6 separate regions of the Homo sapiens genome follow, and all the other regions are linked to region 5. The links are chromatin loops, found by intact Hi-C in ENCODE. Cell type or tissue: A673. All regions are shown on one strand. Region 1 holds the start of LOC105375980 (a long non-coding RNA gene). Region 2 overlaps FREM1 (FRAS1 related extracellular matrix 1). Region 3 has its middle 31 kb from the start of TRH-GTG1-6. Region 4 overlaps FREM1 (FRAS1 related extracellular matrix 1). Region 5 has its middle 170 kb from the start of TTC39B. Region 6 has its middle 140 kb from the start of FREM1.

Region 1 (5,000 bases), 140 kb after region 5:
TAATGAGGAAAAAAGTTCTTGATTATATGCAGCATGATAGCCTTTTTATGAATTTCAAAAACTAAAAATAAATATTATTTAGGTATACATTCATAGGAGATGAGCCTATTTTTAAAAGGCAAGGGAAAACAAAATTCAGGATAGCTACATTGAACATGAGTGACAGAAAGAAGGCTGAAGGGAGAGGAGAGGGACATGTGTAGATGTAGAACTACTGTTTCAGTTTTAGGGTTGGGCAATGGGTTCACAGGTGTTTGTTATATTACTTAACATAAATAAGCTCAAAAACAATCATGAATTGAACAATGGTAACAGTTTATTGTGCCAAGGATTATAATGCATCTGATTTAAAAAAGAATGACGCTGAACAAAAAGGCTGTTGAAAAATGAATCCAAAAGTGAGTATCAATAGCAAATAGTAATAGTAAAGATAATATAATAGTAAAAACAAGTAGTAAGTCATACTTATTGAGAACTTATCTTGTGCTATTTCACTGTTCTAAGCACCTTCTGTGAATTAACTCATTTAATCCTCAACTATCTCATGCACTAGATACTATTAACCTCATCTTACAGCTGCTGAGGTTAACCTCCCTATGTCCCTAACTAGGAAGTGGAAGAGAAGGGATTTAAACTCAGGTTTAAGTCTGGCTCCACAGCAGATTCTCAACCACTTCCTGTTGCTTCTCCAACTGTAAATATAGAACAGTAGGAACATATGAAGTCCCGAGCTATCCTATCTTCTGTTTTTATAACTGTCTTTGGTCAGACTTTCAAAGACTGGCTCCAACTGAAGATGTTAGAAAAGGCTTAATCTGCCTTGCTGAAAGGCAGTTTTGCTTAATGGTTAGGTTGCCTGGGTTGACTCCTGACCCTACTGATTTCCAGCTGATTTCCAACCTTAGGCAAGTTACTTAACCTCTCTGTGCCTTGTTTTCTCATCTGCAAAAAGGGCATACAGTACCTCTATCATAGGGTTGTTACAAGGAATAAGTTATTATATGTAAAAATACACAGAACAGTCCTAGCACATAATATGCAAATGCCGGCCATTATGGTTATAGCCTCTATAGACTCGCCTTCATTTCTGCTATTGTATTTCTAGTTAAGCACCTCACGCCACCAAAGCAGTTCTTCACTGAACCTTCAAAGAGAATTTTTTCAGCTCTGCCTTAACTCACATACTAGTTCAGCATCTCCATATCCCTAACAACTAGAATTTAGGACAGCTGTCCCCTTCAGAGGCTGCATTTCTCCTTTACCCTGGTATTCCTAGAATGCATGACCCAATATGAAGAATGCCTATACAACTGGCCCTTTACTAGTTAATTAAGCCCTCCAAGAATGTCTCACACCCTATCCGATTTATAACACTGCCAGACTAAGTTTTCTAAAACTTTAGTTATCACAATGGCACTTCCTTCCTGTCTGATTCCCCTTATTGCTACTGTAGTGGTTACAGAACTTCCGAAATCGTAGTAAAATATGAGATAATGCACATACTTTTCCCCCCTCCCCTCTCATAGTGCTTTTATGATCAGGTCCCTCTTACTTTCCCATTTCTCTGGCTCCAGCCAAGCCGAACGCTCCACTATGCCCAAACATCTCCTACACTTTTACGTCTCAGACTCTTCTCTGCCTTCAAAACCCATTTTCAAAGAGTTGTCTTAAAAGTCTTCTTTAACACCCCCTGGGACTTGTTAAATCCTCCTTCAGTGTTTCCATAGCACTTTCTACACACCAGCATTATAATCCCAAACAAAAAAGTCACAGTAGAATGCATATTCGCTTGTGCCCCTCCTCCCCAGGCCGGAGGCTCTACATGGAGAAGGGGCAGGCGGGTTGACCCCAAATCCGCAGGGCCCCGCACAATGTCTGGTATGTAATCGGTTCCCAATCTATCTGGGTGGGCGAATGAATGAAACGTTGGTTGGCTTAATCCGTTTCCCCAGGAAATGCGCCAAGAGGAGCTGGGCAGAAAATGCAGAGGCGCTACTTTCCTGGTCCAATCCCCTACAGAGCGCGAAACAGCGACCTGGGCAGGGTCCCCGCAGCAAACCGCAGACCCCGGACACACAGCAAGCTTAATAGTCACTGCATGAATGAAACGCGCTGCCTCCTGGTACCCTGGCTGTCATCCAAAGCCACCTGCGTAGCCCCCACAGCCTTTCTGGCAGTATCTGCGGCCCCGCCCCCGCGCCGGGCCTGCGCTTCCAGCCACCGCCCACCATTCTGCAGCTGCAGCGCCAGCCGAATTCCCGGATCCGCGGCCGCTTCCGAGAGCAGCCAACTGCTTCCGGGTTCAAAAGCCTCCAATGCGAATCCCAGCGCCGCTCGGGCGCGCCAATTTAGGGAAAAGGCTCCGCCCATGCCCCGCCCCCTGAGACCTGGCGCCGGGCGCTTTGAGGCCCGGCTTACTCCCTTGCTGGGTATGGGGAAGGGGCGTCTTCTGTCCTTGTGGTCCGCTTCTAGGCTTTTTGGAGCATCTTCCAGGGTCACTCCAGAGACCCCCCCAGACTACTGAATCTGAATCCGTTAGGGTGGTCCAACCTTCCTCTTCAGGTGTCTACTAGAGGCAAGGTTGGATGTATGCGGCTGCCCTCAGTACAGCCCCTTCCTTGTTTTTTCTTCATTTGTGTTTACTTAAAACATTAATCCTTTTCTCCCTCTCCTCCATCCCTCTCCCTCCCCTACTATACAGTTATTGACTTACACTAATTCATTCCCGATGATCTCCCAGAAGGAAATAAGTGTCTGTCTGTCTCTGTCTCTGTACCATCGTCTTCTTGGTACAGTTCGGACTATTTTTTCTCTACACCCCAGTTATGCAAAGTGTAGTCCCTGAACCAGCAGCCTCAGCATCCTGAGGGAATTTGTTAAAAACGCGAAATCTCAAGCCCTACCCAGACTTACTGAATCAGTGTCTGCATTGCAACAAGATCCCCTGGTAATTCCTATGCACATCAAAATTTGGAAGGCACAGCTCTCAACTGATGTCCTGGGTCTCCTTCACATCCATCCTGGGAAGGTCTTATTCCTCATTCCTGAGGTGAGTTCCCTATTTCCTGAGTCTGTGTCTTTTTCTTGATTATATAGCCTCATGTTGTGGAACATATCCGCCAATAGTTCCTTGAGGGAGGTTGCTTCCAGGTCTTTTTTCCCACAGAGCGTGCAGGTCTGGAACTGTTTTTATTCTGGCTGAGTTCTAGGTTGAAAATAACTTTCACTCGGAATATTGGAGGGCTTGCTCCACAATATTTTAGCTTCCAAAATTGTTGAGAAACTCTACGTCATTGCATTTCCTTCTCCTTCTCAGGTCACTAAATTTCTTGTTATGTAACCCGCTTTGGTTTCGGTTTTGTTTTGTCTCAAGAAGCTTTAGGATCTTCTCTTTATACCCAGCGTTCTAAGACACAATCGAGTGTCTTTCTTATGGGTCTTTTCTCATTCCTATTGATCAGTTTTTCAATCCTGAAACACATGTTCTTCCGTTATGGGGATTCTCCTGGTATTATTTATTTGATCGTTTCTTTCCGCCCTCTCTTATTTTATCTCTTATTTTTTGAAATTTGTTATTTAGATCGTGGACCTTCTTGGCTGATGTTTTTTCTTACCTGTCTGTCCTATTTTCTATCCCTTCATCTTTTTATTCTACTTTCTCTGTGACTTTTTCAACTTAATTGGACAAATGATTATCAGATTACTTTATTTCTTTTATTATACCTTCATTTCTAAGTGCCCTTTTTATTCTCTGTTCTTTTATAGCATTACATTATTGTTTCATGAATATACCTCCTTTACTCTCTGAAGATGTAAATTATAGGAGTTTTAAAATACTTTCTACATAACTCTGCATTGATTTTGATTCTTTGAGTTTTTTTTGGTTGTTTGTTTGTTTATATTTGGTCCCTGTCGTTTCTGCTAGAGGCGTTCTTCATCTTGTGTAGTGATCCCTGCTGTCAATTTATATGTAAAAGTGATGCTCTAAAAAGGTGCTTTGGGGACATAGGCAAGGCTTGTTCACTGCTGGACAAGGTGTAAGATGGTGGGGCAAGGTGTAAGATGGTGGGGCAAGGTGTAAGATGGTGGGACAAGGTGTAAGATGGTGGGGCAAGGACCAGCTGTTTATTTTCTTCTAGAGAGTAATCTTCTAATTACTTGCTTTGAGAATATATAGCCTTCTTGGAGCCCAATGCGGGAAAGAGTTTGGGAGACTTAGTAATTTCATTATATGCACTGATGCCCTGTGTTAGTTGGGGTTCTCCAGAGAAACAGAGAATGAATAGATATCTATATCTATACCTATATCTCTATCTATCTATTAGCTCATGTGATTATGGGGGTTGAGAAGCCCCACAATCTGCTGTCTGTAAGCTGAAGACCCAGAAAGCCCATGTTGTAGTTTAAAGCCCTGATAACTGGAGATGGTGTAGATTCCAGTCCGAGTTTGGAGTCCTGCAAACCAGGATCACCGAGGGCAGGAAAAGATCAAAAATTCAGTTCAAGAAGTCTAGCAGAGAGAAAGTGAATCCTCCCTTCCTCTACCTTTTTGTTTTATTCAGACCCGAAATGGATGATGCCCACCCACATTGGTGAGGGTAATCTCTTTTACTCAGGGCCCTCACAGACACTCAGAAATATTGTTTAACCAGATATCTGGGCATCCTGTGGTCCAGTCAAGTTGACACATAAAATTAACTCTCCACCGAGCATGGTGACTCATGCCTGTAATCTCGGCACTTTGGGAGGCCAAGGAGGGTGGATCACTTGAGGTCGGGAGTTTGAGACCAGCCTGGCCAACATGGTGAAACCCAGTCTTTACTTAAAACACAAAAATTAGCCAGGCTTGGTAGCACGTGCCTGTAGTCCCAGCTACTCGGGAGGCTAAGGTACAAGAATCACTTGAACCTGGGAGGTGGAGGTTACAGTGAGCTGAGATTGCACCACTGCACTCCAGCCTGGGTGACAGAGTGAGACTCTGTCTAAAAAAAAAAAAAAAA
Region 2 (5,000 bases), 370 kb after region 5:
CACCCCAAAAGAAATGAACACATTTGTGCAAATGCTCCCAGATTTTTGCCTATGTCTATACAAACATTATGTATAGATAAATATATATTTTTAACAAAAATAGTATTATAATTATATTCGAATTCTATTCTGCAACTTGCTAGGGTTTTTCAGTTAACACAAAATTGTGGAAATTTTTCATCATCAATTCATTTTCTCCCTTATTCTTTTGAATAGCTACAGAGTAGTTCATTGTATCATAATACACAAAAATATACATGGTCTTATCATTGACAAGAATTCTTTACTTTGCTAGGGCAAACTAAGATTTACAGTAGTATCAGGTTGGTGTAAATGAAATTAAGAACCGAGAGATTAGGAGTGAGGGGAATGAAGATTCTTGTACATGTTTTCTAGTATCAGTGGTGGATCTGTTCTAATCCATCCAAACCTGCTCCATCCATAACCTACAACAGTCATCTTGCAAATGCAAGATGCACTGAGCTCCGTACAGACTGAACGAGGTCCTTTGTTGTGTTTGAACCTACAGTGTAGGTTGTGAAGATGTCATCCACCATCTTCACAAATCTGGTCCACCTGTTCAGCTACCTGGCTCTCATCTTCAATGAAAGAAATATGCAAATGTCTAGAAATAATCACCTTTCACTTTTTCCTTACTGAGGTATCTCTATTTTTATTCAACATTTTTGCCAGTTGAAAAAAGACATGCCAAAAAAATTTCTATATATTTGTAAACCCTCACAATTTTGTGTCTGTAAATCACTAAATACCAGGAAAATAGGAGAAGTTCTTCTGTGGAGTTAACATGAAGTCTGCTCTAGAATTCTTGGGTCAATTTTAGTGTATTCATTTAATAGACATTCCCTGGGCTTCTATTATGGTTCAGGCACTGTGCCAAGTGCAGGGAATCCATGGCGGTGAAAGACCTGACGCCTGCCCTCTCGGAACTTGTATCCTAAGTGGCAGTCAAGCAATAGACAAATTGATAAAGTGGAGTCAAGGTTTACAGTGGAAAATTGGCCTCTGTTCCAAGCACTGTGATATTTGCTGAGGCTGTTGTGAACAGGACTGTCTTTAGCAGGAATCCACTAGTGAGGAGTATAAGGAATCCAAAACGTGGGACAGTGTGTCATTGTTGAACCAATAAAGCCCAACGTTGCATGGGGGTGAGGGGCCTTTGGACAACATTTTATGTCATTGTTGATGATCCAGGTAGACCAATTGGACAAAACAGCTCCTCGTATCACACTCTTGCATTCCCCTTCTCAAGTGGGGCTCCTGAAAAATGGCTGCTACGGGATTTACATCACTTCCCGCGTGTTGAAGGCATCAGACCCTGACACTGAGGACGATCAGATCATCTTTAAAATTCTACAAGGCCCAAAACATGGACATCTGGAGAACACAACAACAGGTACTGGCCTCCTTAATCCTTACAATTGCCATTTTAAAATACCCAGTGGCTGGCAGGGCTAGAGAGTAATTTAATTAAGTGCAGGCCCATTTGGTAAACACTCCCCAGGGCTTACTGATAGATGCAGTTTATAAATCAATATTGCTCCTAAAGAGGGTTTGAAGCTGAGCCTTCCTAAATTTATCCTGACTGGAAGAACCAAATACTGATATACAACTGTTTATTTATATTTTTTTTCTCAACAGCTGATTATAATATATTCAAAGGAACATAATATCAGGACCAAATTTCCTATTTGTGACTAATTTTTTATTCTGTCATGAATTCTAAATGACTCTAAATGATGTCAGATCTTTTTTTAAAAGTTCTTGGTTTTTTTCCTAATGGATTCTCTGGATTGTATATTATTTCTACTTTATGAGCACAATGATCATAATACATCATTAAACAGGATGGCACCAAGTTACAGATTTTTATTACTGTATCTTTCTACTCTCCTTCTCTTTATTTTCATTTTTTTAAGGCAAATATTTCTGAAGCAGTCAACTTAATGCCTAATTTAAGCTCGCTGCATTTGAGTTTTAAGATAGTTACAGTAATGTTAATTTCTTGTTTTAAAATGTACTTTAGCTGTTTTTTAAAGCTGTGTTTAAAATAAAATAGCCATACAATTTTATTAGCTTTTATTTAATGTTTTGTTTGATTACCCATGATATTCATTTATTTCTTTTTTTAGGTGAATTTATCCATGAGAAATTTAGCCAAAAGGACTTAAACAGTAAGACTATTCTTTACATCATAAACCCATCTTTGGAAGTAAATTCAGATACCGTGGAATTTCAAATCATGGACCCCACAGGGAACTCGGCCACTCCTCAAATGTAAATTCTCTTGCTTATTCAGTAGTCCTATATGTTACATCCATAATGTATCTGAATATTAGGAAAGTGAAATGTTCTTTTTAAAACAGAACCCAAGAAGATAAATTAATAGACCATTTCACAAGCTCATGGAATTTATTTTGGAGAATGAATTTTCTTTTTATTACTGCTTGAAAATAGGAAAGCCAGTAGCTTTACAGAGTACAGAAACATTAAAAAGCTAAGTTGACGTTCATATTATGCATGTCAAGGTACACACTTTTATACACAGGGAGGGTTCTGTCTTACCAATTCACTAGCATCCAACACTGAGTTTGCAGGTTCATGTAGCAATTGTGCAGCAAGAGGTCACTCTAGGACCGTGTTAGCAACTATAGCCTTCTAAAATATCTGCAGTCGGGGAAATGAGGTAGTCAAGAAGAGTTAGCCAAACATCTTCTCTTTCTCTTATGAAGAAAATTACAATTACTTGACAGTATGTTTATAAGGTGATAAACTTATCCCATGTAAGACAAATATAATGTAAAGAGGAAACTAGACTTTGGAAGGTATATAAAGGGTATGACCCTCAAAATAGCAAGAGTAACAAATCTTCAAAATTAACGAGATTAACAGACCACAGCAATTTCACTGACTGGGTCCCTACTCTAGACTTTTCTTGAATGTAGACCTTGAATATCTTACCAGCTAACAGATAGTCATAGAAAGGTCGGTCAGAGTCCAGTTATTCTGGTACTGTGCTGTTTTTTGTTTGTTTGTTTGTTCATTTTGTTTGTTTGTTTTTGATACCCTCCCAGAAACCCCAAAGAAAAGTTGTTCACTTATCCTTGTTTTAGTAGTCACCATATCCTAGTCATACTAAGCATCATAAGTGATACAGCTCTGTGCTCTGTTATACTCCTTTTATGATGGAGTATAGATTAAGAAAAGAAAGCTGAGAAACTCCTCTGCAGTCTTCAGAATTCTTGCATTTTCTTTTGGATCCTGAATTGTAGTTCTAAAATCTGACCAGCAGAGGTCACAGTAGTCATTGTCAGAAAAAAGCTAGCCTCCTTTTCTTAGCAAAACACATTCCCAGCGTCCCACTCCGTTGCCTCGATAAAATGCAGAGCCTGGCCCAGATTTATTAACTCCACAGACTTTTATCGAGTGGCTACTATATGCCAGGTGCACAGTACTAGGAGCTGGGGAATAGGTTAGAGCAAAGTAGACCTGGCCCGTGATATTAAAATGTAATCTCGAGATTACAAAATGTAAAACATATGACCTCCACCCATTAAACTGTCTTTGCCTAAGACAAATAATTCCCAGGATCACAATCTTTATGGGAAAATATGTCAAGTACTTGCAATGTCAGACAAATATCTTCCAATTCTCAAGAAAATGTAAAAAAAAAAAAAAAAAACCTGCTCCAAAAATGTTAATACGTGGACTTCACTTTTTTTTTTTAACATTTTAAAAATAATTCAAGTAAGAAAACATAGGAATGTTGATCAGACTTGCTACTGACCTAATGCTCACCTCTTGTCCTCCATGTGTGAGCGCAGTGTAGCTGACAGAGGATTTTCTTCCCCCAGTAATGATGCTAGGCTGATACTGCTTCACCCATAGCCCCTTTCAATCTTTGTCACTATCAAGGACATTGCTTTTGGAAGATGATTTATATTTTTAAATATACTCTCAAATTCATATGAGAATTACAGCAAAATTTGCTTAATTTAATTATAACCTTAAATGAGGCCATTTAAATATCCTCCTGCTTTTGTTGGCTATTAACTTTCATGTGTCTGTGCTGGAGATGTTTCCAGTTCAACTTGACGTAATTTGTTCATTTGTTCATGACTGAACAAAATGCTGTGGCATATGCCTACCAAGGGGTAATATAGAGAGAAGTTTTATTTGGTTCTGACATATATTAGGCTATTTTCTTTATAAGCGATGGGGGGGTAAAATTACTCAGCATTTATCATCATCATTTTTGAACGGTATAGTTGTCCTCAACCCCATTTGTAAGCAGATGTTATTGGAACTAGGTGCACAATTTTCCAGTAAAAAGCAAGGTTATGAATAGTGGTTCATCTTCCCAAGACAGCCAGGCAGAACGTAGTTACAGGTACAATATAAATTACAGCCATTTGCAATATAATTGGTGTTTGCTCTATTTCATTGCTATTCATTTAATCATCAGAACCACCTATGAGTCAGGTACCATCATAATCTGAAATTTACAGATGAGAAAACTGAGGACAGAGCTAGAAAGTGACTTTTCTAAGTGGAAATGCAGCTTTAGAGTGCATGATTTTTCTCAGCACACTGAAGAACTTCTTGCCCATTTTAAGGACTGTGCTAATCTGGCCTGAAGGGAATGGAACACCAGACTTGTCTTCTTCTTTCTCTTCAGACATTGGCCACCCAAGCAAGAAAGAAGGAATACTTACTCATATAGGACCTTAAAGTTCAGTGGGATTTTTTAACATGTACATTATAGATCTCTATATTAGTGTGCACTTCGTATCTAACACACTAGAATTTATACTATAGATAATAAACCACCGAACTTGGAGCTAGAGGACAAGGTTTGAGCTTTGGCTCTGCCCTTCATCTAGTAACTGTTCAAGCCTTAGTTATCTCTTCTGTAAAATGGGAGCGATACTACAATTTGTTTAGAAAAACAAAAGAAATGTGTAACGTATATGAAAGCATCT
Region 3 (5,000 bases), 670 kb after region 5:
ATTGAATGGATAAACAGTTTATAAAACCCTATAGCACCAGGACAAAGGATATCCCTTCACCCCAGTAAGAGCTGTTAATGAGACCAGCAGTCACAGGTGGCTTAGTTGGCAGCCCTAAGCCTATTTTCATCCTCTTCCATCCTCTCCTTGGCTTCTCTAATCACTGTCTCACCCACTCATGCGTCCCCAAATTTTATAGGCTTCTTAATAACTTTGCTGATGTGCCTGGATCTACTTGTGACCTGGCCAGACCCTGTGTGCTGGCTGTGCTGGGAAGAGGAACAGCTCTCAGTGACTCAGGTAAGGTGGAGGTCAAGGATTAAAATGAAGCCAGTTCTCTTTAGCACGGAATAGCCTTTTCTTCACATCAGGACAGCCTGTGGTGCCCTAAACTCATCAAATGATGAACTCTATTTGGATTCTAAATGACAGTTGTCAAGGAAACAGCCACTATTCCCCCACCACCCAACACCTCGAAGGGAAACCTAGAAGTCTCTCTCATTAGAGCGAAGCCTGACTTTTGCTGGTTCTCCTGCCCTCTTGCCCTGGCATGCCGGGATCTCACAGCCCCCTCCCGCACAGCATAGCAGTGAAGCCTCAGCTGTGGTCCTGGAATGGTGAATCTTTGGGACTCTAGATCTTAATTTCCTAACCCCAGCCTTGGCTTGTTTTCAGGCAAATAGAGGTCAGCCTGTCTGGTTTTCTTTCAGTGGGGCTAAAAGCCAGGCCATCCTTTGGGTGTTTTCAAAATCTGGGGCAAATTGCACTGTGTCTCCAGTCTCCTCAGCCCCAGCTCCCCCACCATAAACCATATACTTGTTTCTGGTTAAAATGAATAACAAAGGCAGACATAAAGAAGAATAGAGAGGGAGGAGACACCACAAAGCAGACCCTGGGGGGCAGAGGAGAAAGAAGAGAGGAGAAAGGGCAGAGAAGGCCCCTTGCTGGTAGGACTGTGTTCCACCGCTATGGAGAGCAGGAGGGAAGGCTGACAGACGGGAGCTCCTAGCTTCCGACTGTTTTCAGGCTGGAAGCACCCGCCTCCATTGCTTTTTCCTCTGGCCTCATGATCTCTGAAGCCAACAGAGTGGGAAGTATGAGGGGAGAATGTCAAACGCAGAGCCCAGAGGATGGTGCGATCCAGAGTGCCGTGTTCCTAGACCTTCCATCTGCACACCCCCAGTGCCAGTGCAGAGTGTGCTGTCAGAGCAGCCCAGTCTTTCCATGCCTCATCTTCACTGGAAAATAAGAAAAGACACGTCCGCTGCCTTAGTATTGCCTGCATACTACCACTTGGCAGACCTTCAGGGTTTTATGACAAATAGTAATGAATAATTAACTAATCATTTGAGCTGCTGAAGATAACGGCCTTGCCTCAGCTTGCACCATCCCAGACAGGCCTTGACAGTGTTTCCTTTCTTCATAAAGGCTGGCTGAGATGCGGGCTCTCTCCGAACACCCGTGAGGCCATCAGGGAACTGGATCGTTCCTTCCTGCATTCTGCTTCTCACTAAGCCGCTCACAGGAGAGTGAGACAAATACAGCTGGTGACTCGACTCTCTCTCAGTCCTGCCGTGCTTTTCTATTGGAGACCAAAGTGTTGGGGGCCTACGACCTCCATGAGCTTCATTAGAGCAGTGGCTTGTCCCCTAGGGGACATTTGGCACTGTCTGGACACATTTCGATTGTCACAACTGGGAGAGGGAGTATTGTTGCTACTGGCATTTAGTGGGTAGGGTGCAGGGATGCTGCTTAACATCGTACAGTGCACAGGATGGGCCCCCACACCAAGAATTGTCTCGGCCCCAAATGTCCACCCTGCAGTAGAGTGGCAGAAGGACATGTCTCCCCAACATGTTCCATTGCATCCTGGTGACTGTAGGTAGCCCAGGACCAGAGAACCTTGGGCTCCCTCGAGTGGTGATTCACACTATGACAGCCAAGAAGGGCCCATAGCTGCAGGGGGTAGGGCGTGTGTGTGTGTGTGTGTGTGTGTGTGTGTGTGTGTAACAAGTCATTTCATTCATCACAAAATATGCTTTGGTTGACGGTGACAACAATTTTCATAAATCATTAATGAGCCATTTTCTTCTCTCTATGTTGTTAATATCTATGCAGAGGCCTTTGAATTCAGAGAGCAGATTTCCTTCTGATTAGTCAAACAGAGTGTTTATTTTTTGAAATATGTTCTTCCCATTTAGAGTAGCACTTGAGTGTGAATTTGTGTGATTTCTTTCTGTTTGTTTTCTTCCTAAATGGAAACTCCAAGAGCTTCCATCACGTTTCCCAGTCCTTCTTTTGGAAAGAGAACATTAGAAGGTTCCAGGATGGATGGCTCAGAGATAATGCTTCCATTTACATTTTTGAAGGGATGAGGATAAGGGGGTGGAAGGTAATTTTAAGATTCCAATTCTGATCATATGAACCATAATGAGAGCAAATCTTGCATGGTCCTACAAAGGTCTCTACAGTGAAGCCTTTGCAAAGCACATCTTGTTTATGACAGATTATTTGGTTTCCCAACCAAGCAATATTCTTAATGGGTTATTTAAAATTTAACTGACTGTTCTCATTTATCTTGTAGCCTGTCATCATGGCACTCCCATGTTCATATAATAATAATAATATCTATTGAGTACATTCCACATGACAGGTACTGTGTCACATTCATTAACTCATTCATTCTTCACAATAGTTGTATAGGGAAATACAACTCCATCTTTCACAGGAGGGATTGGAGACAAAAAGATAAATAACTTCACAAGGTCGCTCAGCCAGCAAGTAACAAAGTGGGAAAGGAGTCAAGGTCAGTCAGGTCCCAAAGCATGCTGACCGTCCCACTGAGATCTTTAGGGTTCTGGTCCATCAGAACAGCTCTCCAAGGGGCCCTGGGGGGTCTCGGCCAAGCACCCCACCTCCTCCATCCTGGCATCATTCTTGTGATCCTTTCCTCCTAAGCTCTCACCCCTGAGGCCAATTCCTTGCTACGCTCCATCAGCTGTTCTCCTCCTCAACTTCAGGTCTGTGTGCCTGTTTTCTCATGAGAAACACCCTCCCTTTTTCCTCCAACACTTCAGGTTCTGTTTTTGTTCAAAGCCCACTTCTTACCACCACCATAAAGCCTTCCCTAATGTTTTCCATGTTGAAAATGTGCACCGTCTAGGTTTGGATGAAAGCCTGGCTCCTTCCACACACAGCACTGCCTAAGAGATAATAAAATATATCTATGTCATGCACTGGGTTTACAATTTGAGGTCTCTGTACCTCCTTCATTACCTGCACGATAAGCTGAATCGATGGAATTAAAATACCCAGCTCATTTCAGAGGATTCTTACCATACATAAATGAGATAGTGGAAATGAAAACTTTTCATAAACGTAAGGCATTGTTTGATTATCATCCTGGTCTCTCTATCTTCAATTTTTATTCCTTTCATTTTTCTTTTCTCTGTCTACTACCAGATTTGGTTCAGTCAGAGACACAGCCAGTCACTAGCGGTAGGGCTGGAGAGAAAGTGGTTTTTCTTTTCTTGATTTCAGAATTTCCAACTGTAAAAATGCTACATGTTACAAGCAGCCTCAGACCCCATCGTAGATTGTGTTTTTAGAAAAGCAGGGAGAGGCCAGGCGCCCTGGCTCACGCCTGTAATCCCAGCACTTTGGGAGGCCGAGGCGGTCGGACCACGAGGTCAGGAGATCGAGGCCATCCTGGCTAACACGGTGAAACCCTGTCTCTACTAAAAATACAAAAAATTAGCCGGGCTTGGTGGCGGGCGCCTGTAGTCCCAGCTACTCGGGAGGCTGAGGCAGGAGAATGGCGTGAACCCGGGAGGCGGAGCTTGCGGTGAGCCGAGATTGCGCCACTGCACTCCAGCCTGGGTGACAGAGACTCCGTCTCAAAAAAAAAAAAAAAAAAAAAAAGAAAATCAAATGACTTCAGTCATGTAAATGATCCGAATAGCATCTTACATCCCAGAAAATGCAGATTTTAATAAAATGTGGGGAAAATTCACTTAACGATGCCACTCTGCAAGGAGGGGAGGAATTAGAGATTTCCTTTGCTATTAACAACATCACCATCCTGACATTGATGGGTGACAGAAACGGCTTTTTTTTCCTAGGATATTTGTTAAATATATAAGGGAAAAATCCTGTTAAATGTTCATTGAAATTGTATTGGCTTTAGAAATTAATTTATAAAGAACTGACATCTTTACATATTGAATCTCTCCATCTAATAAAGTATAGCTCTCCATTTATCCAACTCTTCTTTTATATTTTTTAGTAATTATGCCCATAAAGTCTTTTATATTTTCTGACATTTATTGCTGGGTAGCTGCAGCTTTTCTTGCTATTACCATAGGCAGTTTATTTAAATTAAGCTTATTTCAATTAAATAAAATAATAAAATAATTAATTAATAAAACAATCAAAATAATTATTTTATGATTTAATTATTTAATTGAATTTTAATTCTCATGTGTATTTATTAAATGTTATAGTTGTTTATTATTAAATTTTATTAAATTGAACTTATTATGGACAAGCTTCCCTGTGTTTTGTGAAAACTCTACCATTGTTTGAATATTAACATTGTAACATTCGTGAAGCACATATTCAGCACACAGGAACCACTACAATCAGCCTTTGAAACAAATGAATGTGACATTGTCTCTGCCTTTGGGAAGTGTTGCATAACTTTAAAACATGTTAATAACTAACAGCATAATTAATACAGTAAACTGATTGGCTATGGCCTTGTGCTAGAATCCCAGAACTTTCTAATAAATGGGAACACCTATTATATGAGCCTAGAGGCCCCATAGTCCCTGTGGTCAGGAACGCCTCACTTTTAACTATGAAAAATTCCCCCAATTGATAGTCACTTTAACTAAGAACTCTAAAACCCAGAGATAAGAATTCGATAGTCCTGTGTTTCTCTTACTGGTTACTCACACTCTGGAAGACTCCAGTGATGGATTCAAGAATACCATACGGTG
Region 4 (5,000 bases), 290 kb after region 5:
CTTATTAGTTATGAATTTCATGAAAGCAAATAAAGTTGAGATATTTAAAAATATGTCTAGTGAAATACATGTCTCTAGATCAGGGTTTCTTGATAGTAGCAGTACGACAATTGCCATTTTGTATCAGATAATTCTTTGTTTGGGAGGTTGTCCTGTGTACGGTAGGATGTTAGTATCCTGGCCTCTACCCACTCGATGACAATAGCATTTTCCCACACACCGACTTCTGAAATTAAAAATGCCTCCAGACATTCCCAAAAGTCCTGTAGTGGGACAACATCACCCCTAGTTGAAAACCACTTCTCTAGATCCTCCACCTTTGAGAAAGATTTAAGTGACTGAATGTGGGAAGGGGTTGGTCTCCTAAGCAAGTGCAGAGACACTTCTCCAGCATATTACCAATTTTAGATTAATAAATTCTTTTATGTAGAAGAAAATTTAAAAATACCGTTAAAGTAAGGAACAAGATCTAGAACCTGAAAAAGTCAAATCAGGATGTCTAAATGAGATGTGGGAACTGCAGAAATGTGAATCCCCGCAGAAAACTGAATCCACTGTGTGTGGGTATAACCCAGAATTAATGCTACTTTACCCTGTAACGCTTCAGTGTGTGGCTCCTTTGCCTCTGTTTGTTTACAGGTAGAATTGGAGGTATACGACTTCTTCTTTGAAAGGAGTGCACCTATGACAGTCCACATCTCCATCAGAACAGCAGATACAAATGCCCCCCGTGTATCCTGGAATACAGGTAAAGCTCAATATAAGGCATAGAGCAACATAGCCCTGAAGGGAATACAAGAAAGTAGATGGGTCAGGAAAGAAAGGTAGTTTTATTCCTATGTCATACATGTGGCAACTGAAACCCAGACAGATTAAGGGCATCACATAGTAGCTTTTGTTGTTGTTTTTTTATTCCTCCTGGCAGCGTGAGAAATTTAAATCCAGGATTTCTGCGTCCTGAGGCCAAGTTCTTTCCTCTGCCGGAGATAAGACAAAGGGACACTTTTCAACTGAATGAAGCAAAAAACTGACTATTTGTGATATTGAGCTGTAGTGGGACTGAAATCTCCAACTCAAATTGTTCCAAGGGATTGGAGAAAGGTTTAGCTTTTATAATCTATAGTCTATTTTTATGTTGGGCTGCATGGAAACTAAAATATGTAAATAAGAGCTTTAACTGCTTTAAAATATGGCTTTCTATGCCTCTCAATTCTGAGTGGACTTATGTGATATATATATGTATATGTTGATCAGATGTAAATGTGGAATGTAAATGGAGATCTTTTCCTTCTCACTGATCCCATCAATACCATTTGAAACATACTTATAAGCAGTGGTGGTAGATAGTATTAAGGAAAAAATATCTGTGTCTGATTTAAATCCTCAGGTGGCAGCTTAAACGAGCTGCCTCGTGTGTGTACACATAGATATGTGTTTGTATGTGTGTGAGTTTCAGCAGAGATAGAGAACATCAGGTGAGCAGCCTTGATTTATAATTCTGGCTATACATCCTACTGTACCTCTGTCAAGGGGGTAATGAGAGAAAAGATGGAATCAGTAACCTAAAGTTTAGGAATAATCACATGTTGCATGGGCTCCTGCCTGAGTGTAGAGATGGAATAGTCTGTACGTGTATGTGTGATCGGTGACACCCAGGTTTGCTCAATGTCATTTTGGCTGCTTTGAACATCAGAATCCCTTTTAAAATAAATGTTTGCTTATTATGAACTTGATCTGTGCCATCGTTGAAATTTGGAGAATGCATCTAAAATTATTATTTCGCCGTGAAGATATAACCAATGTTAATATTTTGCTGTATATATTTCTAGGCTTCTCGATTGTTCCTCTGCTGTGCTCCGTGATGCCTTGTCCTATGCACTCCTGGCTTCCAAACCCTTATTGCCAGTCACAGAGATTCTTCTTATGCACTTCTGTCCATTTCTTCTCCCTCCCACCCTCCCTCCCTCCCTCCCTCCCTCCCTCCCTTCCTTCCTTCCTTCCTTCCTTCCTTCTTTTTCTCTCTCCCTCTCCTTTATATATGTATTAGCCCAATTTCCCTAGAAAACAGACCCCGAGGCAGATCAGATGTACTAACCCTATACTAAAAGCAAGAGTAAGGGGAGAAGCAAATAAAAACGCATGGCTGAGCTGGTGTCACAGCTTTACAATAAGATAAAGCAGATTGCTCTGCAGTGTTGATGTCTCCAGGGAGAAGATGCAACTGCTGTGTCTGGTAAGAGTTGGAAGTGGGGTTGGGAAAAGGTCAACAATCTATTAATGGTCAGTTATTTCCCATCTCCTGTGTTTAATGGGTTAAAGTTTACTTCACTGGCTGTTAACTCCCCACATGCCCAGATTGTGTTATCTGGCCCCTCTTAGCAGCCATTGCACACACTTCCTGGGTCCCCTGGTGCAGGGCCTGATCAGCCACAAGGTTGGTCCTGCCGCCACTAGAGGGCAGTGGAGGTAGCCGGCTGCATCAGAAGATGAGGCAGTGGTGGCAGGAGGGCTTTACAATTTTGGAGACTGGGAACCCTCATGGGGCGGCTGCAGCTAGAGAACAGTCAGTTGGTCGAGGCCGGGATGGCAGGTGAAGCTGGCAGATGTGAGAGAAGCATAAGATAAGTCCAGCAGCACGCTACCTTGCAATTCGACCAGCTTGCTCTGCTCCCTTTCAGGATTATCTGTAATCTGTTGTAATATTGGAGTTAATAGTACTAAAAATAAAAATAGTACTAAAAATAAAAGCTACATTCCAGTTTCTTGAAAAGCTTTTATAGATGCAATATTCAGATGGTTTCATGAGTGGAAATTCACTCATCTTTTCTTAAGCAGGCACGTTGGCATGTCATAGAACTTGCCAATACCCTTTTCTTATCTTTTTTTAAAAAATTTAAGTTCTGGGGTATATGTGCTGAACGTGTAGGTTTGTTACATAGGTATACATGTGCCATGGTGGTTTGCTGCATCTATCAACCTGTCATCTAGGTTTTAAGCCCCTCATGCATTAGATATTTGTCCTAATGCTCTTTCTCCCCTTTCCCCTCTACCCCCGAACAGGCTCTGGTGTGTGATGTTCCCCTCCCTGTGTCCATGTGTTCTCATTGTTCAGCTCCCACTTATGAGTGAGAGCATGTGGTGTTTGGTTTTCTGTTCCTGTGTTAGTTTGCTGAGGATGATGGTTTCCAGTTTCATCCATGTCCCTGCAAAGGGCATGAACTCATTATTTTTTATGGCTGCATAGTATTCCATGGTGTATATGTGCCTCATTTTCTTTATCCAGTCTATGATACCAACACCCTTTTCTCCTTTCTTTCATAGGTCTGAGTCTCCTTGAGGGGCAGTCTCGAGCCATCACTTGGGAACAGTTTCAGGTTGTCGACAATGACGACATTGGTGCTGTCCGGCTAGTCACCGTTGGTGGCCTGCAGCATGGATGGCTGACTTTAAGAGGTGAATGATCCAACTTGGTAACCTAGCAAAGAATCCAAAAGTATTTTCTTCAAAAGTAGATATATTTAACAGATATATGTAGCATCTCTTGGGCCCAATTTCTCAATGAAATTGTCAAATGCAGAAAATCTGGAGATCTTGAAATCATTGACTTTTGTGTTCAAATGCTCAGATCAATGTCTAACCATTTATGAATGGTACCTTGTACGTGGCTCATTGTTTAAACCTCAGTTTTGCTTTCTGGATGCCATGCATGGCTTCTTGTAAGTATACTCCTTAACTAGTTATTTTTTTCCCAGTTGGAGGACAGAATGTTTTTTATTTCTCTGCTTCAAAGAAGTATATTGAAAAATTAGGCCGAGCGCAGTGGCTCACGCCTGTAATCCCAACATTTTGGGAGGCCAAGGTGGGTGGATCACCTGAGGTCAGGAGTTCAAGACCAGCCTGACCAATATGGTAAAACTCCGTCTCTACTGAAAATACAAAAATTAGCCGGGCATGGTGGCGGGCGCCTGTAGTCCCAACTACTTGGGAGGCTGAGACAGGAGAATTGCTTGAACCTGGGCGGCAGAGGTTGCAGTGAGCCAAGATCACGCCACTGCACTCCAGCCTGGGTGACAAAGCAAGATTCCATCTCAAAAAAAAGAAAAAAGAAAAAGAAAAATTAATGCTTAATTAATACTTTAGTAATAATGATGTTATGTTATTAGTAGTAGTTGTCATGGTTTAAAAGAAATAAATTTATAATTCTATGGGATGATAGTTAACAAGGTAATAATCTAATAAAAGTAATATTTACACTTTATGATAAAATAAGTCATTCCTTATAATGAACTCAGAGGATTTAATTCAATTATCTTCTTAGTTTCCCTAACTGTAATGCAGAAAGATAACTCTCACCATCATTTGTGAGCAGGGAATTCTGGAATCAAAAACAAAATAATAAATGTATGATAAATCCTCCTGCTTAATCTCAGGACAGTGGGAGGCCAGTTTAAATCTGGGTATACCAGTCAGGTTGGGTGTTCGCTTGTATGTAAGAGAAATCCAAGTGTAGTGGCTTGAAAATTAGTTATTTTCTTCATGTATTTGAGGCTTGAAGACCCAGAAGGAACAATGAAAGAAGTCATGATCTAAGTTTGCTGTATCTAACAAGTTTTCCTAGGAGCACAATACAACAATTTCCACTTAGATTTCTTTATCAAACTATGTCACATACAACTCCTCAGTGCAAGCAAGTCGGGAAGCCTGAGTATTTTTAAATGACCATATTGCTATGCCAAATACAACTAGGATTCTGGTAGTGAGGAAGAAGCATAAAGTGGATCTTGGTCAAGACAGTGTTAAATCGTTTATTCCTCTAAGGTCTTTAACACAGCCACGTGGTGTGAAGAGAATAATGGGGTGCACCTGCCATTAAGAATTGTAAGTCTCTGGCCGGGCACAGTGGCTCACACCTGTAATCCCAGCACTTTGGGAGGCCGAGACCGGCAGATCACTTGAGGTCAGGAGTTCAAGACCAGCCTGGCCGACATGGTGAAACCCCA
Region 5 (5,000 bases):
CTACCTTTGAAAATGCTGCTAGCCCCCAAATGCTCAGGGAGATTGATTTGAATGACGCCATCTCCCACTCCCAGGTGTGGCTGGCCCTGTATCAGTCAAACTCTTTCTTTACTGCGGTGCCATAGTCTCTGTGAATTGATTTCGTTTGTGCAGTGATCAGGAAGAACCTGATGGGTGTTTATACCATCTTGAATTACCGGGCACAAGCAATCCTCCAGCCTCAGCCTCCTGAGTAGCTTGGACTGCAGGTATATGCCACCATGCCTAGCTAATTTTTAAATTTTTTGTACAGACAGGATCTTGCTGTCTTGCCCAGGCTGGTCTCAAACTCAAGTGATCAGTCCTCTTGCCTCGGCCTCCCAAAGTGCTGGAATGATAGGCATGAACCACTGAGCTCAGATGTATTTCTTTCTTTTTTATAGAGACGGCATCTTGCTATGTCACCCAGGTTGGTTTCAAACTCCTGAGCTCAAGCTCTCCTCCACCTTGGCCTCCCAAAGTGCTGGGATTGTGGGCATGAGCCACCACACCCAGCCCATATTTCTTAAAGTGTGGTTTGAAATTTAAAAAAAAAACAAAAAAAGGAAAAAAAACAGTCTTCATGTTCAATACCAGGTTTAGTAAATTATATGTTCATAATAGATATTATGCAATTATTATAAATAATATAGAATATTTAACAGCAGAAAAATGGCGATGATATTTTAAGTGGTAAAAGTGACTCCAAATCAGACTTTATGGGATGATTCACTTTTTGTAAAGATAGATAAATGTGTGTTTATGTATCTGCAATGCCTATAAGGGGGACTTGTTAGAATCAATTAAACACTGAGACTCAAGACTATCAGAGGATGCATTTGGCCCAGGCTGCCGTGGAAGGTGTCAGACAGGAACCACAGTGCATCTACAGGGCAGCATCAGGCATTCCTTTTCAGTGTGAGTTCTTGTGCCAGTACAGATGTGGTACAAGGAGAGGCAAAACACATTAGGCAGGCACATGGCTTGGAGGCCTCAAACTTCACAGTGGCTAAACACTTTTTTTAACAACTTAATAGTGTAACTGCTCAGTGGGTTCACCTTGCCAGCTGCCTAGACAGGGCCGATTTATCAAGACAGGGGAATTGCAATAGAGAAAGAGTAACTCACACAGAGACGGTGGTGCGGGAGACTGGACTTTTATTATTACTCAAATCAGTCTCCCCAGGCATTTGGGGATCAGAGTTTGTAAGGACAACTTGGTGGTTGGGGGGCAAGCCAGTGAGCCGGGAGTGCTGATTGGTCAGGTCAGAGGTGAAATCATAGGGAGTCGAGCTGTCTTCTTGTGCTGAGTCAGTTCCTGGGTGGGAGGCACAAGATCAGATGAGCCAGTTTATTGGTCCAGGTGGTGTCACCTGATCCTTCAAGTGCTGGGTCTGCAAAACATCTCAAGCACTGCTCTTAGGAGCAGCTTAGGTAGTGTCAGAATCTTGTAGCCTCCAGCTGCATGACTCCTAAACCGAAATTTCTAATCTTGTGGCTAATTTCTTAGTCCTGCGAAGGCGGTCTAGTCCCCAGGCAAGAAGGAGATTTTCCCTGGGAAAAGCCTGTTATCATCTTTGTTTTAAACTATAAACTATAAACAGGTTCCTCTCAAAGTTAATTCAGCCTATGCCCAGGAATGAACAAGGACAGCTTGGTGGTTAGAAGCAAAATGGAGTTGGTTAGTCCAGATGCAATTTACCAACCAAGGGTCATCTTTATCATTAATCAATGCTGCTTAGTATCACAGTTGATGTTCTACTTGTTAAGCAGTGAAGTACTGAGGTACTTTGTAGGCTTTGGTGTCCTGGGGGGCAGGGTTGGGGCTCCAATACTGACAGATCTTGGGGTAGCCATGGCTGCTGTAGCTCTGAGTGCTGGGAGGAGGGTGGTTGCCCAGGGTGCAGGTTACCTGTAAAGTTCTCATCTCAATCTTTACTCTGAAGTTTCCTTTGAGGCAATTTCCAAAGAGTCAAGAGGTGTGCAGTCCGGGCGCGGTGGCTCATGCCTGTAATCCCAGCACTTCGGGAGGCCGAGGCAGGCGAATCACGAGGTCGGGAGTTCAAGACCAGCCTGGCCAACACGGTGAAACCCCGTCTCTACTAAAAATACAAAAATTAGCTGGGCGTGGTGGCGGGCTCCTGTAATCCCAGCTATTCGGGTGGCTGAGGCAGGAGAATGGCTTGAACCCGGGAGGCGGAGGCGGAGGTTGCAGTGAGCCGAGATCCTGCCGCTGCACTGCAGACTCCAGCCTGGGCGACAGTGCGAGACCCTGTCAAAAAAAAAAAAAAAAAAAAAAAAAAGGTGTGCAATCCATGCAGTAATTTCTAACTGAGCTGTTTCCCTATTCCGTTGGTTCTGAATTAAGGGTCGTTTACCGAGGCCTTAATAGAAGTCCTAATTCATCAATCGAAGGCCCTCAGTATCTAATCGCATTTCCCGTAAGTTCCATTGCAGACGATCTTCTACAGCCAGTGACATCTGCTTTCTGGACCCTGTCATTATGGTGGCTTTTCTCTCTGCGGTGTCTGAGCCCCAAATGCTTCCACTTTGTATAAAACCCTCACTCCTTTGCCAAACCCTAAGACTCCTTAAGGCACAGTTAAGTACCTGCTCTACACAAAGCCTTCCAGACTCACCCCTCCCGTACCCGTAGCTGTGCCCTGCCAGGTCGGTTCATACCCCCTTTCTGAATTCTTTGGCGTGGAAACTCCTCGTGCTCCCAGGATTACCAACTGCTTTTTCCTTACTCCCCTAGCATTCTTTCCCCGTGAAGCCAGCTGTAGTACTGCATGTTCTTCAGTAGGTGGCAACCTTCACAAACAGAATTCAGGCGATTTTGTTGCTTAGCTTGTCAACAGGATAGAGCCCCTAACGAGAGGCGCTGATACCCAGAGCAGCTACCGCTGCTGAGCTTATTCACTAATTAGAAACATTTGCTTTCTTGGAGGCACAGAAACGTTCCTACTATTATTCTGTTTTGTGAGGGAAAGCAGTCTGAGCTGTTATTTAAGTGACTCCGTTTCCCAGCCACCTTGTGTGTAGAAGATCAGAAGATATCAAAGCAATGCTCCTCTTTGTATTTTTCCCCTCAAAGAATTGGGAGAAATCAAGATTTAAAAAAAATTTGAGTATGTGGTTTTTTCTTTTTACAAGATGATAATAATGTAAACTTTTTGTATGGAGTTTGTTATTGTTGTTGTTGTTTTGAGACAGGGTCTCACTCTGTTGCCCAGGCTAGAGTGTAGTGGCGTGATCTCAGCTCACTGCAACCTCTGCCTCCCAGGCTCAGCGATCCTCCCACTTCAGCCTCCCGAGTACCGGGGATTACAGGCGTGCACCACCACATTCGGCTAATTTTTGTATTTTTAGTAGAGACGGGGTTTCACTATTTTGCCCAGGCTGGTCTCGAACTCCTGGCCTCAAGTGATCCGCCTACCTTGGTCTCCCAAAGTGCCGGGATTACAGGCTTGAGCCATCATGCCCAGCCTTGTATGGGGTTTTTATCATTAACAATAGTGAGAAGGAGAGAATTTAAAAAACAAAAAAACCCAAAAAACAAAAAACCCAAGGCTAGACTGCTAATTGAAAACAAAGGTATATGAACAATTAGGTATATTATTCAGAATTCTGTCCTTTAAAAAAAATATTTGAGAATTGGCTGTGTTCTGACATGGAGAAGTTGGCACATAACATGGATACATTTGGCATACAGACATTTCTGGAATACATTTTCTGGAGTGATGACACAGGCATTATTGTACTTGAGATTACTCTTTCTCCGAGTTCACATCTTTTTTTTTTTTTAAGTCGGAGTTTCACTCTTGTTGCACAGGATGGAGTGCAATGGCGCGATATTGGCTCACCGCAACCTCTGCCTCCCAGGTTCAAATGATTCTCCTGCCTCAGCCTCCTGAGTAGCTAGGATTACAGGCATCTGCCACCACACCCAGCTAATTTTGTATTTTTAGTAGACATGGGGTTTCTCCATATTGGCCGTGCTGGTCTAGAATTCCCAGCCTCAGGTGATCTGCCCGCCTCGGCCTCCCAAAGTGCTGGGATTACAGGCATGAGCCACTGCGCCCGGTCCCGAGTTCACATCTTAATTATTTGTTGCCACTTCCTAAGGCATCTTGCTTGGAAAATTAGTGCACTCCTTTTCTTGTGTCCTTCCAGAACTTTGGGTCACCAGTGTGCATTTTACTTGTGGGAAATTTTCCTTGGATCATGCAACCCTTAATAAATATTACTTTTCCCTCAAATCATCTTCAAGTGTAATATAAAAAAAAGAGACTGAATTTTAGCAAGCAAATAGAAATATCTACTTCTAAATAGACACTGTGCTCTTCAAAGAAATCTCTGTGGGGTACCAGGCATTTCTTTTAATAATGATTTGGTGACTCAAAACATTTCCAAACTCCTCTTTTGGTCTTATTTCAGTGCTTGTTGCAATGGGACAAGGTCCGTTCTGGGGCCATTCCATGAATCCTCAGTTCTGTGTATGCTTTTGCATTCTCGTGCTCTTCAGGTGGCATTTATCATGTGAGCTTTGTATCATCCCAGGAGTAACAAATGCCTAATATCCTCTTGTTTACCCTCTCTCAGGATGGTTTTCTAGTATTCTCTCATTTGTACCTTCTATATAGAAGAATGTATTCCCTAAAGCGTTGGTATCTTACCTGAAAATGAATAATTCCTGTTGGACTCACCTACCTCCAAGGCCAGACATCTTCAGGATTAGAAACATAGTTTCTAATTTACACAACAAAATAATGTTTTTCATCACTGTAATCTCTCCCTATTCTTAATTTTGCCATCCTTTCAATGGAAATGTCATATTTTATTAGAGTGTTTATTAGAGAGTATTTTGACTCAAATCTCATTTATTGTACAATTTTTAGGTTAATTCTAATTTTTTCACAATATCCCTGGTTCTGAGACTATTATAGTCATTTTGGTCACCCCCAACACCATTTCAGTTA
Region 6 (5,000 bases), 89 kb after region 5:
TATAGAAAAGTGCTATTTATACAAAAAAAATTCTTAATAAAGTCTTCAGTTGTAAAGTCTGCTGTACAGACTTTAGATCAGGGATTGACAGACTACAAGCCCTGTGCCAAATCCTGTCCTTCACCTGCTCTGTAAATAAAGTTTTATTGGAACACATTCAGACTCATTCATGTACATATTATCTATGATTTCTTTTGTGCTACTATGGCAGAATTGAGTTGTTGCAACCGTGTGGCATCCAAAGCCTAAAATATTTACTCTAGCTCTTTGCCAACCTGTTTTAGATTATAAGCACTTTGGCATTAATATGTTTTTGTTTTCTTTCTATAGCACATAGTAAGATGTTCTGCCCACATTGTGCATAATTTATGGATTTATTCAAGGATTTATGCAAGTCTAGCTGCAAGAAAAAAACCTAGAAGTGAACTTGCTAGATTGAAGAGCTCTGTGTATATTAAATTTTGTTAATTTTTACCTTCCCAAAGGGATTATTCCAGTTCATATTCAAACTACTAATTTTGTGATAGGGCCTCTTTCTTTATAGCTTTGCTAACTTCATGCATTCACACACTTTATCTTTACTAATCTGATAGAGGAAAATGATATTGTTGATTTGATTTGCATTTCTTTTTATGTGTTAGATTGAGCTTATTTTCATATTTAAAAGCCATTTGTACTTCTTTTTCTTGAGCTATCTTTTAATGTCCTTCCTGATACATTTCTCAAGTCTGTGATACTCATATAAGATATATAGTGAACATGAGCCAAGATTTATTTTACTCTAGTGAGGGAACCAGCCTGATGACAAGGCTGATTCAGAGGAGCATGTATGAGACTAAGTGTATATCATCAGTGAAAGAAAGCAAATTCTTACAGGGCAAAAACAAACAAAACCACAACTCTAAGGGTTATTTTTTCTACTGGACAGAATTCATTTGCATTTTAGCAGATAAAAGTTACTATTTTCAATTTATCTTTTACAAATCATTTTCTATACAGAATCTATTTCCTAATCAGTAGTAAATAGTCATTTAAAATTTTCCAGAGCATTAGGTGACTATTATGCAGGCTAATTGTTGATATTTGGGTTTTACTTTAAAGGGACATGTCATAATCTTTTGGCCTTATTTCCAAGTTTTGGATAATTTTTCTTAACATTTTTCTCTAATTGAAATGATTTCAAGTGATGTTATTTCTGTATGACTTAATGAACTTCTCAGGTCACATAGCTCACTATTGTCTCTTCTAAAACATATTCATCTTTCCTTTTTTCCTCTGTAGGAACTCATTATACAATGACAAATGGAGGCAGCATTAACAGTTCTACACATTTACTGGATCTTTTGGATGAACCAATTCCAGGTGTTGGTACATATGATGATTTCCATACTATTGACTGGGTGCAAGAAAAATGTAAAGACAGAGAAAGGCATAGATGGGTAAGTGTTTTTAGTAATTTTAAAAAATATAGTGCATAATTAGATCATTTAATAATGTATTTCTGTCAATGATCTCAGGCTGCCAAAATATGTTTACATTTAATATAAGTAAATGTCTACATTTCATAGGTGGTACATGTTTTTTTCTTTTTCTGTGTTAAATTTTTTTAGTTTACTTATACCCCATATATTTCCAGAAGGGATTTCAGGTAGCTAAAAAACAAGGAAATACAGTAAGAAGACAAAATAAGAAGGAAAGGGAAAGGGAAAAATACAGCACAGGAGTTGGGGGAAAGAACAAGCCCAGTCCAAGATATGGAGGTCAGCATGATTTTTGATTCTGAGCAGCCCAGAAGCTAAGGCAAAAAAAGGAAACTCATTGCATAACTCTTACCTATTGAAAAAGAAGAAATCTACTTATAGTTTTGTGGGGTTTTACTGTTTTCTTTTATCCCCTTTTCCAGTATTCGATTCTGAGATATTTCTCAGCGTGGATCCCAAATAAGGCTTATTGAGTGTTGTAATGATTCACTAAGTGTTTTTTAAAAAAATGCCTTTAACGTAGAAAAATACAATTTCTGGATCCTTTTTGTTTGTGGTTGTGACCTACTGCTAATGTAATCCAAAATCAATCCTCCCTTCCTCCCTCCCTCCCTCTCTTCCTTCCTTCCTTTCTTCCTTCCTTCCTTCCTTCCTTTCTTCCTTCCTTCCTTCCTTCCATCCATCCATCCTTCCTTCCTTCCTTTCGTTCTTTCATTCTTTCTTTCTTGTCTCTTTTGCCCAGGCTGGAGTGCAGTGGCGTGATCTTGGCTGACTGCAACCTCCACCTCCTGGGTTCAAGCAATTCTCCTGCCTCAGCCTCCTGAGTAGCTGGGACTACCGACGTGCATCACCATGCCTGGCTAGTTTTTATACAAAATACATTTTTAAAAAAATAAAAAATGTGTATATTTTTTGAGACCAAGTCTCATTCTGTTGCCCAGGCTGGAGTGCAGTGGTGTAATCTTGGCTCACTGCAACCTCTGCCTCCCAGGTTCAAGCGATTCTTATACTCAGCCTCCCAAGTAGCTGGAATTACAGGTGTGTGCCATCATGCCAAGCTACTTTTAGTATTTTTAGTAGAGATGGGGTTTCACCATGTTGGCCAGCTAGTCTCAAACTCCTGGCCTCCAGTGATTCGCTGACCTCAGCCTCCCAAAGTAGAAAATCTTTTTGAAAAATAAAATTCCAAATCTCAAAAGGCCCTACATAATTTTGGTATTGGAAATTTACTTGTCAATGAAAATGACTATTTACACAAATTAATTATAAGCTTCCATATTAATGTATACGTGTGTGAAACCTGAAATTGAAATTACATTACATTATTTATGAAAGGTAGAGCTTCTGAGATTCATCAGATGATATATACCTTTAGGGCATATGTAAAAATACAGTACATGAAATCAGTGCTTTAATCCAGTGATTCTTAAACTTTTTGGTGTCAGATCCCCTTGAAACTCTTTAAAAATATTGAAGACCTCCAAGGAGCCTTGGTTTACGTGGTTTTTATCAACAGATATTTACCATATTAGACACTAAAACTGAGGACTTTTTTAAAAAAACTAATTCATTTTAAAATAACAGTAACAAAACCCATTACATGTTAACATAACTAACATTTTTACAAAAATATATTTTCAAAAAATATTTAGTGAGAGAATGACATTGCGCTACATTTGCTATAAATCTCATTGTTGTCTGGCTTAATAAAACACTGCTGGATTCTCATATCTGCTTTCGCATTCAATATGCTATATGTTGCTTTTATGGAAGTTTATGAAGAAAAGTCAGCCTTATACACAGATAATATAGTTGGAAAAGCTATGAGTATTTTAATAGTCTTTAAGATTATTGCAAATATTCTTCTTTGATACTACACTAAAGTGACAAGCGTTCATTTCTTAAAGATTAGTTGTAAGGTGTACTTTGAAACTGCACCAATGAACTTTGTCTCCTGTTACATTAACCATTGATTTTGAACCTTGAACTTGGAATATATGATTTCGTAACATTATGCAATGATCATCTGGAAAATATTGATTCACTGATTTATGTGGATCTTTTAAATGTTGACACCTTTATTGTATAATACAATATTTTAAAAATCACATTTGTTAATTTTACCTTTGATCTCTTCAGAAAAGTCTGTAAGTATTGGGAACCTATCATCCTCACGGTGATAGATACAAGTTTCCTAAAATTCTAATTTTTACTGGAGAGCTCAAATTCTATCATTGGAAACAAATACACATTTATTTTACTTAAAAAGGACAGGATTACTTGGTTTCATTATTGAGAAAGTACCTGTCAAATTCCCAAATTTGAAAAACCATAATTTGGTGTCACTCTTTCAAGTAAAAATGGTATTCCATGTAAGTGTCTAGTTTATTTTGCAACTCAAATAAATTATACAAGTGCTTTTATTTAGGACATAACCTCATGCTTCCATATGCAGCAGACGTGTATAGTTTTGCATAGTTACTTATGCATAGTTCTTTTCTCATCACACAAAATATTAAAAATACTCAGTGATTGAGGTGTAGCAATTTTTACTCCTCATCAAAGATGCTCTTATTTGAAACTGGCATTTTATTTATTTATTTAATTTTACTGGAAAGCATGGCAGTCAAGAATGTAATGACTGCCAGTACATTTGAGTGCCACTGCCTGATTTTTACTAAGGAGCCAGCAGTTTTGCCATTGGTTTTGCATTTTCAGTAAAAATGTTAACACAGTGAAAAAGGCACATAATGTCTTGTATTATTTTGTAAACAGTATTATCCAGCAATCCTCTGCCTCGGTCTTCCAAAGTACTAGGATTACAGCAATGAGCCACCATGACCAGCCTGTTTTGGTTTCCTTTGGTCTCAGTTTTCTCTAAAATTTTATGAACATAGTATCATGGATACTCTCCAGGTACCACACTTTAAAATACACTTAAATCCCAGCCTGAATACTGATAATGTCTCTGAATGTATACTTCTAAGTATGATTGTATTTACCTAATGATCATACAAGACACAGGATTTATAGTGTGAAAAGTTTTCAGGGATCCTCCAAGGTGTCCGTGGACTGTACTTTGAAAATCACTATTTTCATCCAAAGTGCCTAGCTCAGACACACTATAAATCCTGTGTCTTGTATGATCATTAGGTAAATACAGTTGGGATTTAAATATATTTTAAAGTACCTGGAGAATATCCATGACACTATATTCATAAAATTTTAGAGAAAACTGAGACCAAAGGAAACCAAAACCGGCTGGTCATAGTGGCTCATGCCTGTAATCCCAGTGCTTTGGAAGGCTGAGGCAGAGGATCGCTGGATCCCAGGAGTTTGAGACCAGCCTGGGCAAATATGGAGACTCTATCTCTACACAAAAAAAACAAAAATTAGCTGGGTATAGTGTCTTGCGCGTGTAGTCCTAGCTACTCGGGAAGCTGAGGCAGGAGGATCCCTTGAGCCTGGGAGTTCGAGGTTACAGTGAGTTATGATTGCATCACTGCCCTCCAACCTGGA

Evidence for each region. Hi-C counts contacts between places; a loop is a spot of excess contacts. Peaks named below come from ENCODE experiments on the same cell type or tissue, not always from the same donor. Only the 100,000 strongest peaks of a DNase experiment are listed, where the experiment ranks them.
Region 1: a loop joins it to region 5, with 2.6 times the contacts of the local background. A loop is called at or near these places in 3 of 110 quality-filtered maps.
Region 2: a loop joins it to region 5, with 3 times the contacts of the local background. A loop is called at or near these places in 10 of 110 quality-filtered maps.
Region 3: it touches region 5 in a loop (6-fold over the local background); 10 of 110 quality-filtered maps call a loop at or near these places.
Region 4: a loop joins it to region 5, with 2.7 times the contacts of the local background. A loop is called at or near these places in 17 of 110 quality-filtered maps.
Region 6: a loop joins it to region 5, with 3 times the contacts of the local background. A loop is called at or near these places in 5 of 110 quality-filtered maps.

The regions. Positions count from the first base shown.
Region 1 is chr9:14,990,578-14,995,577 of GRCh38, reverse strand. It overlaps LOC105375980 (a long non-coding RNA gene), which reads left to right and starts at 2,383. Exons shown (of 5, transcript XR_929491.3): 1 at 2,383-2,429; 2 at 2,824-3,049. It also overlaps the pseudogene LOC389705. In A673, no CTCF peak of the experiment used is centred here; DNase peaks (open chromatin) are centred at 1,497, 1,917 and 2,277; H3K4me3 peaks cover 3,361 bases; H3K27ac peaks cover 4,630 bases.
Region 2 is chr9:14,767,019-14,772,018 of GRCh38, reverse strand. FREM1 (FRAS1 related extracellular matrix 1) reads left to right here. Exons shown (of 37, transcript NM_001379081.2): 26 at 1,213-1,414; 27 at 2,151-2,295. Among named protein-coding and RNA genes, the nearest start is that of CER1, 47 kb to the right of the region's middle. In A673, CTCF peaks have their summits at 2,606 and 3,324 (motif pointing right); DNase peaks (open chromatin) are centred at 2,658 and 3,348.
Region 3 is chr9:14,462,581-14,467,580 of GRCh38, reverse strand. It overlaps a transcript of NFIB not described here. Among named protein-coding and RNA genes, the nearest start is that of TRH-GTG1-6, 31 kb to the right of the region's middle. RefSeq lists a silencer at 836-1,130. In A673, a CTCF peak has its summit at 1,924 (motif pointing left); a DNase peak (open chromatin) is centred at 1,930; H3K27ac peaks cover 556 bases.
Region 4 is chr9:14,844,413-14,849,412 of GRCh38, reverse strand. FREM1 (FRAS1 related extracellular matrix 1) reads left to right here. Exons shown (of 37, transcript NM_001379081.2): 7 at 640-748; 8 at 3,322-3,453. Among named protein-coding and RNA genes, the nearest start is that of FREM1, 64 kb to the left of the region's middle. In A673, a CTCF peak has its summit at 2,450 (motif pointing right); a DNase peak (open chromatin) is centred at 2,452.
Region 5 is chr9:15,133,179-15,138,178 of GRCh38, reverse strand. No RefSeq gene overlaps it. Among named protein-coding and RNA genes, the nearest start is that of TTC39B, 170 kb to the left of the region's middle. In A673, a CTCF peak has its summit at 2,810 (motif pointing right); a DNase peak (open chromatin) is centred at 2,848; H3K27ac peaks cover 830 bases.
Region 6 is chr9:15,044,338-15,049,337 of GRCh38, reverse strand. It overlaps the pseudogene CLCN3P1. Among named protein-coding and RNA genes, the nearest start is that of FREM1, 140 kb to the right of the region's middle. In A673, no CTCF peak of the experiment used is centred here; a DNase peak (open chromatin) is centred at 1,997; H3K27ac peaks cover 2,979 bases.